2 separate regions of the Mus musculus genome follow, and region 2 is linked to region 1. Evidence: chromatin contacts called from ENCODE Hi-C or POLR2A ChIA-PET data. All regions are on one chromosome and are shown on one strand. The core of a region is the stretch at or near the end of the contact, and the rest is flanking DNA. Distances in the headings are between cores, read along the strand shown. Region 1 holds the start of Ropn1l (ropporin 1-like). Region 2 overlaps Ankrd33b (ankyrin repeat domain 33B).

Region 1 (5,085 bases), core at 500-2,999:
TTTTAGGGGCCATTTCTAGTTTTTCTAAGTTCAAGTTTTTCAAAAGCTTTCAACATTTTCCTCATCTCCACCCAATTAAATACATTGCTGTTTAATGTAGGAGTGGTGGAAATATGCTCTTTGAACCCCAGACCTCCCTCTTTAATCTGTGAAGTTGAAAGTCCTCGCCAAAGGAAACCAATACTCAAAACTGGTTATCTCCTGAAACACAGTGATTAGGAGAGTTGATGTGTTAAGTGACTGAAGATGTCTGCCTCCAAGGACCACAAGTGCAGAACAGATAGTAACCAGAAGATGGAAGAGAGAGCGAGAAGTCAGCTGCCCAAGCCAGCACACAGGACTCCCTCCGGGGAGACCGCTGAGGCCTAGCTGCTTCCTCAGTGGGCTCGTTAGGTCTGCACACATACACACCTAGTCCTCCATCAGCCTCCTGCTGCTACTCTGCAAGCCTTTAAAACCATGGGTAGACTGTCAGCAAGGCACAGGCCCCTCTGCATCACTTTATGTTGTTTAGCCATTGCGTTGGGTTTTTTTATTTTGTTTTGTTTTCTTTAATCTCCTTTGCTTATACAACCGTGCCTAAGACTTTCTTTCGGCTCGTTCATTTATGCTTTAGGATGTACTTGGAGGAGGAAGGAGCTTCTTGCTCAGGAACCACACCCATTTTGCTTAGGTGGCCATTTCCTTGCCATAGTGTATCTGGTAAAGCAGACACTTCCGTATGTATTCAGTGGATTCCACACAACGGGGCATGGATGCTGAAATTAAAAAAAAAAAAAAAGTGAAGTATTTGGACTGGTAACAGAATGAAAAGCAAACATTCACACTACAGATACTGTACAAACGAACTAATAGTAACTTATGTAGGGAAAAAAAAGGTCAATGTAGGCTAGGCTCACTTTTTTTTTTTTTTTTTTTTTAGATACAACAGCAAAATATAATTCACTTAAGAAAACAAAAGCTGAATTGTCACAATTTATACCTGAGACTTTTAAGAATAAAAGGAACAGACACCTGCACACCCAGATTGTTTTACAATCTTTTCCGCTTCACCAGTCATGTGGTGGTGGTGGTGGTGGTGGTGGTGGTGGTGGTGGTGGTGGTGGTGGTGGTGGTGGTGGTGGTGGTGTGGGTGGGAACAGACTTGTTGCTTCTTGAAGCGCTAAATGTTGCCCAGGCTGGTCTCCAATTCCCAGCTCAAATGAACCCCAGCCTTGCGAGTCTCGCAGTCCCCACATCAGATTTTAACTCTGTTGGTTTTACCCGATTGTGTTGTTTTTCTTTGGAGACCATGATAGAGGTTTTAATAAAAGTTAACCTACCAAGCTACATAATAGGCATTATTATTTACTCCTTATGCCTATCCCCCCCCTTAGGATAAATATTGCTAAGTCGTTAGAAAATCCTGTAGTCCCCAGATAAACGCTCATTTCTGTCAACAGTGTCTGAGAGTCCTTGTTTTCCCATTCTATTAACTAAATGTTTTTTTGCCAAGCTGCTTTGGTTTGGAAATGTGTATTCATACAGTGGGTGTGTGGACCAAATGGAGTCACACGCCAAGCCGAGACCCTGGTCGAGACCTCTTGGGGTTCGGATTAGCGCAACCTCCGCGTTTTAGGAAAACAAGCTGTTTTATGGCGCTCTCCGCTCTGTGGTCACTCGTTGGTCACAGAGGCCAGCCGGACGTCCGCCCCTTGTTTGCTGAGGCTGTGCGCATGCGCAGCTCGGGTTGCCTGGAGACCGCACGCCACAATCGCGTGCTCTATCCGCTCTGGGCGGTTGGGCCTCAGTTTCCTGAGGGGGCGGAGCAGTCCCTCCCCGCCGCCCGCTGCGCTGACCCTGCCTCTCCTCCCCGCAGCACAACGTCCCAGGCCGCCGCGGTCTCCCCAGAACGATGCCGCTGCCCGACACCATGTTCTGCGCGCAGCAGATCCACATCCCCCCGGAGCTGCCGGACATCCTCAAGCAGTTCACCAAGGCTGCCATCCGTACGCAGCCGGCGGACGTGCTGCAGTGGTCGGCGGGGTAAGGCCGGCCAGGGAACCTCACCCCGTTACCGAGTACAGACGCCGACGTTGTGGGTGTAGACTAACAAAGCTTGCACACCAACCGCGGGGCAAAAAGTGGCTCCGCTGAGTTTAAAAAAAAAAAAAAATCAGTTACAGGGATGTTATAAATGAAACCGCCCAGAACAACTGAATTATGCCCCCACCCACCCCCAAATGAGGCAGAGGTATGTGAAAGCTGCCACCTGAGAAAATTGTCCAGCACAGCTCACAGCTAGCGAACCTTCACACTCTAGAAACAAGGACAGGAACCCTTTCAAGGGCCTGACCATTATAATCTTAACACTCATTCTTTCGGTTTTACAAGAGAACTGTGCCACTTTTTAAATCACGAGAATAACTATTTTTAGCCAAAATTTGCTAACTTTCTCTGAACTATATTAGCTAAGGTGGTTTCGTTACTTTTGGCTGTTTTAACAACTCGACTTTTAAAAAACGACAGCTCTGGAGGTAAAAGCAACAAAACATCTGGAGCAGGCAACAGGCGTTTGGGGTGGCTGCTTCCATATCAGACTCGGCTGTTGGAACTTCCTGGCCCTTCTACAATCCGTGGGTTCTCTTCTGCCTTCCTCTCCTGAGGAGTCCTGTGATACATTTAGGAGCCATACCGTTTCTTCAGGATAGTTTCCCCCATCTAAAGTCCTTAATTGTGCAAAGACGCTTGCCATGTAGAGTACCTCTCACGGGGCTTCAGGGGACAGGACCTGGATGTCTTACTTAGCTCCGTCAGGGTCACCTGTGAGCCCAGCGGTCCCTTTGTCAGTTCTCTCAATAACCCCTCAGCGATATTACATATGCTCGAGCCTTAGAGAGAAGGGCTAGGGTGTCTTTATGAAAGTTTATTTGCACTTCAAGTCTCCGCCCCTATTGGCACATTTATTAATACTACAGAGAGAGTTTTTTTGAAGCCTTACACAAGAAATCCCTGATTCATTAGACTGCCGATGAGGGAACAACTATGAATAGGTGTGAATCCACCAAGCCACAGCATTGTAACCGGGGCCTGGACTTTTAGGTCAACAGTTCTGCATCTGTTTCTCTCGTGGCTGTCCGCACCACTCCTTAGCTCATTAACGAAACCACAGAGAGGAGCACAAAAGTCTTAGTAGTTATAGGTGGAGTTGACCCTAAAGGGTGAAGAGAGAGGGGGTTGCCTTTAATCTATTCAGTCTTCACTATCCATGTCCATCTATCTATGTTTCAGATTTAGATGGTTTCTGATAACTCATAGACATACCTGGTGCCCTGGTGCTTAATTTCATGTTCATCTTCCTGGCTACAAGTTCTTTGACTGTGGCTTAAGACCTTGCCTGGCACAAGGCCTCGTGCTGGCCAAATCCGAAGGGAATTCACTCAAGTTGTTGCCCCAAGCCATTTCTGTGCCTCCTTAACCTCCAGCTCACACATTTTCAGATTCCTAGAATGGAACTTTTTGGGGGGGGTGGGGGTGGGGGGTAGACCCAGGCAGAACTGGGAAAGATGGAAAGTGGGAAGCCTTTGTGTGTCTGCACCACTTAGAGGTGAATGTGTCGAGGTGTTTAATGCCAATTACCTCAGAAAGCAGCTGTTGAAAAAGGAATGACCTTAGGGCATGGGGTGCTGGAGAGATGGGTCTCAGTTAGCAGTATTTGCTTGCTTTCCCAATAGACCTGAATTGAGCTTCTAGCACCCATGTCACACAGCTCACAACCAGCAGTGGCTCCTGTCCCAGGGCCATTCACCTGTACCTACCCACACTCCTGTGTGTGTGTGTTACACATGCACACACATTTAAAAATAAAAATATTTTAAAACAATGAAAAACTTAGCATCAGACTCTGCTTTCTCTGTCTACATTTAGAAAGCACTCGGAGGAAGGAAACATGAGAGCCAAAGGGGAGATGAACACAGTTCAGTGAGGCTCTCTCTCCTGGCTCCCATGCAGGCTTTCTGTCACTTGATGCTTCCAGGACCCTCAAATAGCAATCAGCATGTCTGCTTTGCAGGCAGAGAAACCAGAGTGCACAGTGAAGTTCAAGGGGGTTGCTCAGTCAAGGTCCCAGGACTTCGGTGTGGTCAGCTGGCTTTGGGAGCCCCCCCCCCGGCCCCCCCGCATCTGCTGCGGTGTTAGGCAGCCTTGGGTGTGGCCTGCGTGCTGATGCTCTTCAGTGATATCTCTCATTCCAGGTATTTTTCAGCCCTGTCCAGAGGAGACCCACTTCCTGTAAAGGACAGAATTGAAATGCCTGTGGCCACACAGAAGACTGACACAGGCCTGACCCAGGGACTCCTGAAAGTCCTGCACAAGCAGGTGGGTGAGCCTCTTAACTGCACACGCTCCTGTTCCCATGCTGTGACTCTTGAAACAGATACCTGCCCTCTGTCCCCAGGCCTGTCCTGCCACATTCACATCCGACTTTGTTTCTTGGAAAGAACCCCAAGAGCTAGCTTTTCATGCATAGATTTTACTTTTATTTTGTGAATGTACATTGAAGGTGTGTGTGTGTGTGTGTGTGTGTGTGTGTGTGTAAACCAGAGTTCAACAAACCACCACAAATTGTTTCATGTTTTTTTTTTTTTTGAGAAACAGATAACTTGTTATATAGTCCCAGATATCCTCAAACTCGAGGTGACCCTCCTAACTCAGCATCCTGAGTGGTAGCATTACAGGTGGGCATTGCTCTAGTTTCAAAGTTAGGCTTGTACTGGGAAATATTCTGGACGGTAGGGAGCGTGTGCTCCATGTCTGCATACCCCTCTCTCCCCTCCTCCCCCTTCCCCCTCCCTCCCCCTTCCCCTCCCCCTTCCCCTCCCCCTCCCCTCCCCTTCCCCTCCCCCTTCCCCTCCCCCTCCCCTCCCCCTTCTCATCCCCCTCCCTCCCCCTTCCCCTCCCCCTTCCCATCCCCCTCCCCTCCCCCCTCCCCTCCCGTTTCCCTTTAAGTAATCCCTTACTTTCATGTGTGTGTGTGTGTGTGCGCGCGCGCACGCACATACACATACACACACACACTGGATTTCCTGTACATGTGTGTGCACAAGT
Region 2 (5,577 bases), core at 3,036-5,535, 120 kb after region 1:
TGACTCCGGCTTGGTTGTCCCCGAGGCATCTATTGTTCCTGGAATAGCTGGACAATCTGTTCCAGGCAAGGAAGAAAACACACCAAAGCAATAGGATGACTTCGTTATGAGTGCAGTTGTAATCCCAGCATCCTTTGCAAGTAATTACACTTGCAGTCATGAACCCGAACCTCAGCTTGGTGCTAATATGAACCTATCCTTCCAATTGATATATGTTGAGCGTGCACATGGGTATTGTTCTAAATGGTTTTGGCTTTCTGTACCTTGCTGTATTACAAAGAGTCCTAAACTCCCCCCCCCCCCCCACACACACACAGTGTTTCCTTCTTCAGGCGCCCAATCAGAGGTAGATCTTTCTGCTTCTCCTCAGCCTTGCTCACTCCCTCATGCTTCTCTCCCTGTAGTTGCTTTCTTTCCACCCTGGGGAGATGCTGCTTTCTCATTCAGTGGCTACAGTGCTCTTAGCTCCAGCTTGTGGCCCTGCCCTCCAGCACTGCAGTGCTTGGTCTGCCCTACCCTGTGTTATGTTAACAGTGCTTTGTGAAGGTGTCACTAATGTGTGGTATGGCAGAGCGTGTACATTCTAGCAGCTGGATGATTTTCAACAGGTTTGGCAGTACACTCCGAGCGTAGGTATGCCCTCTGAAAATGAGTTGTCAGGTGGTGTACCGGAACCACATATTGTGTTCCTGAAAGCCGAGGTGGTCTTGTGGTGCAAGTAAAAACAACCATAACAGAACATCCTGTTTTACCAAAAAATTCTTTTTTGCTAGTAAAAGGATGTATGAAGCACAGTCGTCAGAGCTTTAGAGGTAGCTCAGTCTCTGAATTTGATCTCCAGAACCCACAATAGGAAAAGCCAGCTGTGGTGGCGGGCGCTTGTAATCCTGACATTGTGGGGTGGAGACGAAGTAGTTCCCTTGTTCTCATACACCAGCCAGCTATTCTACTCAATGAATTACAGGCCAGTGAGAGACCCTGCCTCTAAAGACAGAGTGGTTGCTGTCTGAGGAATGACCCAGAGGTTGACACCTGTTCTCTATAAACGTGCACAATATTTGTTTGGACACCTGTACATATGCAATTTCACGTTCACGAACACACACGTATGTGTACTCATATAAACACATATACAAAAAAAGAAAATTATGAAAGGTATAAGATAGGAAATGCACAACCCAGGAGCATACATACTATCAGATATAATGGGCCGAATATCACCTATGTGCTATGATCTCACATGACTGTCAGCACAGTAAATTACAATCAGTTCATCCACGGTGGGACATCATGATGGCTGTGAGGTCTGTGGGCAGCAGGAAGTTCAATGGTCATCTGACATGTGTGACACATCAACAACCAGATGCTACGTATGTGGCTGCATCTGCACCTGTATGGTCATCTCCCACTCCAAGATTCAGGTCTCCATCTCCAGTCCGCTTCCTTTTGCCCACTTTCTAGTGAGTCCCTGTCCATCAGAGATAGCCACTACATAGGTTGTTTTAAATCCGGGGATCAGTAGAACCCAGGTGGAGCCTCAGTAGAATCACACAGTCTTGTCCCGTGCCCAGCTTTCTTCATTCATTTCAAAGGGTTTTGAGATTTGTCTGTGTATCTCTTAAATTGCCTTTTTCTTTGCATTTCTTTATGTTTTATTTTTTAAGATGTTTGTGGGTAGCTGGGTGGTGGTGGCGGCGGCGCACGCCTTTAATCCCAGCACTTGGGAGGCAGAGGCAGGCAGAATTGAGGCCAGCCTGGTCTACAAAGTGAGTTCCAGGACAGCCAGGACAACACCAAGAAACCCTGTCTCAAAAAACCAAAAAACAACAACAACAAAAAAGATGTGTGTGTGTGTGTGTGTGTGTGTGTGTGTGTGTGCGGGAGCCCACAGAATCCAAAGATAGAATCTGCATTGTACCTGACATGGGTGCTGGGAAACCAGCTTCCGTCCTTGCCAGAGCAATAGTTCCAATCTACTGATCCTAGTCGCCAGCCCTCTTCTTTTTTAACAGCTGCAGCCCTCTTCTTTTTTAACAGCTGCAGGGACCTGTTAGTTCCCCTGTTTGAACTGCCCCCATGTCATTGTTTTTAAAAGTTGTGGTGAGTGTATGTAACAAAACTATCTCCTTTAGTAGCCACTGATGCAAGAGTGCAGTTTCGTGACATTGATGACTTTCACAATGCTATGTAACTACCACCACTGTTTCCAAAGCTTTAGCACTAGAAACAACCCGTGTAACCTCGAAGACCTCACCAATTCTGTCTTCCCCCAGTCCCGGCTCTCTAGCCTACTCTGATTTGCTTACTCTGTGTTTCACATAAACAGACTGAGGTGGTTTGAATGAGCAATGGTATCACGCTCCTCAGGTCAAGTGATTGGATGAGCAATCCTGCCATGCCCCTCAGGTCAGGTGATTGGATGAGCAATCCTGCCACGCCCCTCAGGTCAGGTGATTGAATGAGCAACCTGCCACGCCCCTCAGGTCAGGTGATGAATGAACAATCCCACTCCCCTCCTCAGGTCAGGTGTTTGAGCACTTGTCACTAGTTGATTGTGCTGTTTGAGGAGGTCACCAGACCGTTAGGATGTACCGTCTTGCTGGAAGGAAGACAGCACTGGGCGTGGGCTTTGATAGTTTATAGCTCACTACATTTGCAGTTAGCTCTCCCAGCTTTCTGTGTGACAAAATGTGACCAACCGTCTTGCTCCTGGCGCCCACTGCCATGTTTTTCTTGCCATTATGGACTCCCCCTTTGGAACCATAAACCAACAAAAACCCTAACTTTGAGTCTTTGTTGTTGCTGTCTTGTTTTTGTTTTGTTTTGTTTTTTGGTTGCAAATTATTTTACCCCAGCAATGAAAAATGCACATGGGGATATATGTGCCCCTCTGTGCCTGGCTTATGTCACTTGCACACTATTCTCCAGGTTCATGTATGCTGTGGCATGTATTGGAGTTCCATTTCCTCATAGAGTGGAGAAAGAGTCTTGTGTGTGTGTGTGTGTACACCACACTTTGCTTATCCATTTGCTGACGCCTTGGGTGTTTGAGTTATTGTGAGCAAGGCAGCTGTGAACACGAGTGCCCAGGTCTCTCCTGGAATCCCTGCTTTGAACCTCCTCAGATGAGTACTTCAGACTGGTACAACTGAGTTATATGGCAGCAAGCCTTCCCGGGGGTTTGGCTGGTTCAGTAGAATATTTGAAATCCGTCAGTGTTGTTGCGTGTAGCAAGATTTTCTTCGTCTATTGTTAAAGCTGTTTCCTACATTTGTGTATGTGCAGGTTTACTCACTTGATTCCCCTTTCACCTTTCTTCCGTCCCATCGCCCCCTCCCCTCCCCTCCCCTCCCCTCCCCTCCCCTCCCCTCCCCTCCCCTCCCCTCCCCTCCCCTCCCCTCCCCTCCCCTCCCCTCCCCTCCCGCCCCAGCTGAGAGAAAGTATGATCTGTCATACCAGCTTCGTTAGGCTTCTTGGTGATGAACATCCACACTGTTTGTCATTTGGGGCTGTGAGTTATGAATCAGGCTCCCGATGTTCTTGTATCCGTCTTAATTTGGGTACAGATATTCTTTCTCTGGAGCGTGTCTCTGAGTGGCACTGCTGTGTCATGAGGCAGGCACATGCTAAGCTTTAACAGAGACTGGCTTCCCAGTGGTGTTCACACCCCCGTCTGCTGGGAACATGCGCGCCCCACACCCTTGCCAACATTTGGTATTGTCAGTCTTTTTAATTTTAGCCTCTCTGGTGGGTGTGCGTTGCTGTCTCTTTGCGGGTTTGATTTGCATCTCCCCGGTGACTCAGGATATTGAACACCTTCACATTTGGAAAAAAAGGTTATAATTTAAATTCTTTTACATAAAGAAAGCGCATTAGGAGACATTAACGAACACCTGTAAGCACAGACATTCCAAAGCCCAGAATGTCTCATCGAAGTCATCTACCCTGACAGCTATGAGTCAGACAGACAGATGTCCGTTTCAGTTACGTCTGAAATCACAAATGAGGCAGTAGCCTGGGTTTTTGTTTTTTGTTTAAAAAGCAGACAGGAGCATGTATTTAAAGACTATTTTAAAAATAAAAGAAAATGGAAGGCTATCTTTCCTCCTCACCTCCCATTGGAGAGCCAGGCTTTCAGGGGGAAAGTCTAATTGCACTCCATGCTGGGAGGACCGTACTGTGGTTCTCCCTGACTTAGCCTCGGCCCTGATTGTGAACCACCTTGACCTGGAGGCTTCTCTGCAATTGTGACATGGTCCTATCCTTCCTGCCTAAGAAGTTTCTGCCTGCTCTGTGCCAACCCCTCTCAAAGCATGGCTGGTTTCCACCTGCTGTGCACCACCCGCTGTCCCCTGAGTCACCTCATATTGCATTGTTTACTTCCTGGGCTCCTTCCCTAGACCCAGTTTCCCCAGAGGAAGGACCACACACACACACACACACACACACACACACACACACACACACACACGCATCTTCTGGGTTCCTCTTCCTATTTCTACACACTACCAGAGCCTAGCTGGTGACCAGTCCCTGCTGGTAGGGTAGTATATGGAGACGGTTCTAGAGGCAGTGTGACACCCCTCCCAGGAGCTGATTTTCTGTGTATATTTGTCTAGCTACTCAGTCTTAGCAGATAGAACTATACCTATGTATTCTTAAATCTAGAAGACAAAATACAAGCCACCATTTCCTGACCTTTCTTCATGACCTTTTGCCCTGTTGGCCACAGGGCTATCATTTGCTCTCAGCGATGCAGCCTGCTTGCTGGTAGTATCATGAAGGAGGCATTTGAGGGTGACTGTGGGTCTGTAGATTGGAAATAGGTAAGAATTTATTAGGATATACCATGAGAAAGACAGGACCAGGCAAGAGAGTAGATGTGCCTCTTCACTAAAATTAAACAGAGCACAGTTAAAGGAAAACAAAGGAAGGTGCAGGGGACCGTGTCTGGTGTTGCTGAAGGAGAAGTGTGTGGATTTGGGTTCCCGGGCAGTGCGAGCATCTTCACTGCCCAGCCGAGAGCCTTCTCGCTCACCCAGCATTCTTGCCTGCATCTTCTGGCCTCATGTCCTTTCACTGCTCAGCTGAGAGCCTCATTCACCCCACAGCCCTGTCCCATCTCTTCCTGCCTCAGGTCCCACAGGCCACTTGGGAGCTTATTAAAGAATGTATGCTCTGACTCTGGGGGCCGGGGCTGAGGCCTGAGGTGTGCCTTTCTCTCCAGCTCCTGGCAACACTGATGCTATCGGTCCAGAGACCTCCCTTGAGTGGCTGGAGCAGAGCGTGAATCCAACTGGGTTAGTCTGAGGGACTCATCAGCCACCTTGTTCATTCTCCACCCTTTGCGTTGGTTGTGTTGAATCCTGCCGCCCATCATCTAGTATAAACCAGCCTGGTGCATCCAGCTCGGTATTTGTGAAGATATTGTCTTTCAAAAAGTTGTGGGGAGACTGGGAGATTGTTTAAGGTATTACGCGCTTGCCAGGCAAGCATAAGGACCTGAGGTGGGATTTCCAGCACTCGCCTCAAAATGTCAGGAGCTCTGGAGTCTGGGGCAAGTAACAGATGGGCCCC

Evidence for each region. A loop is a pair of places that touch in the nucleus more often than their neighbours do. ChIA-PET counts read pairs that join two places held with the same protein, here RNA polymerase II (POLR2A).
Region 2: POLR2A ChIA-PET joins it to region 1 with 19 read pairs in Patski. The contact joins the enhancer-like site here to the promoter of Ropn1l in region 1. A Hi-C loop is called at or near these places in 2 of 37 maps with a recorded cell type or tissue (CH12F3 and mouse trophoblast stem cell). POLR2A ChIA-PET finds 5 or more read pairs at or near these places in 3 of 5 experiments (Patski and embryonic stem cell).

The regions. Positions count from the first base shown.
Region 1 is chr15:31,450,353-31,455,437 of GRCm38, reverse strand. Ropn1l (ropporin 1-like) reads left to right here and starts at 1,749. Exons shown (of 5, transcript NM_145852.2): 1 at 1,749-2,025; 2 at 4,233-4,356. The coding sequence starts at 1,895. Gm49208 (a long non-coding RNA gene) reads right to left here and starts at 1,767. Exons shown (of 2, transcript XR_003951491.1): 1 at 1,526-1,767; 2 at 1-758.
Region 2 is chr15:31,335,695-31,341,271 of GRCm38, reverse strand. The region is part of intron 1 of Ankrd33b (ankyrin repeat domain 33B); the gene reads left to right. Among named protein-coding and RNA genes, the nearest start is that of Ankrd33b, 29 kb to the left of the region's middle. Within about 2 kb of position 4,285, at least 1 of the 3 ENCODE cell types and tissues checked has a DNase peak (open chromatin) inside an H3K27ac peak, as active enhancers do.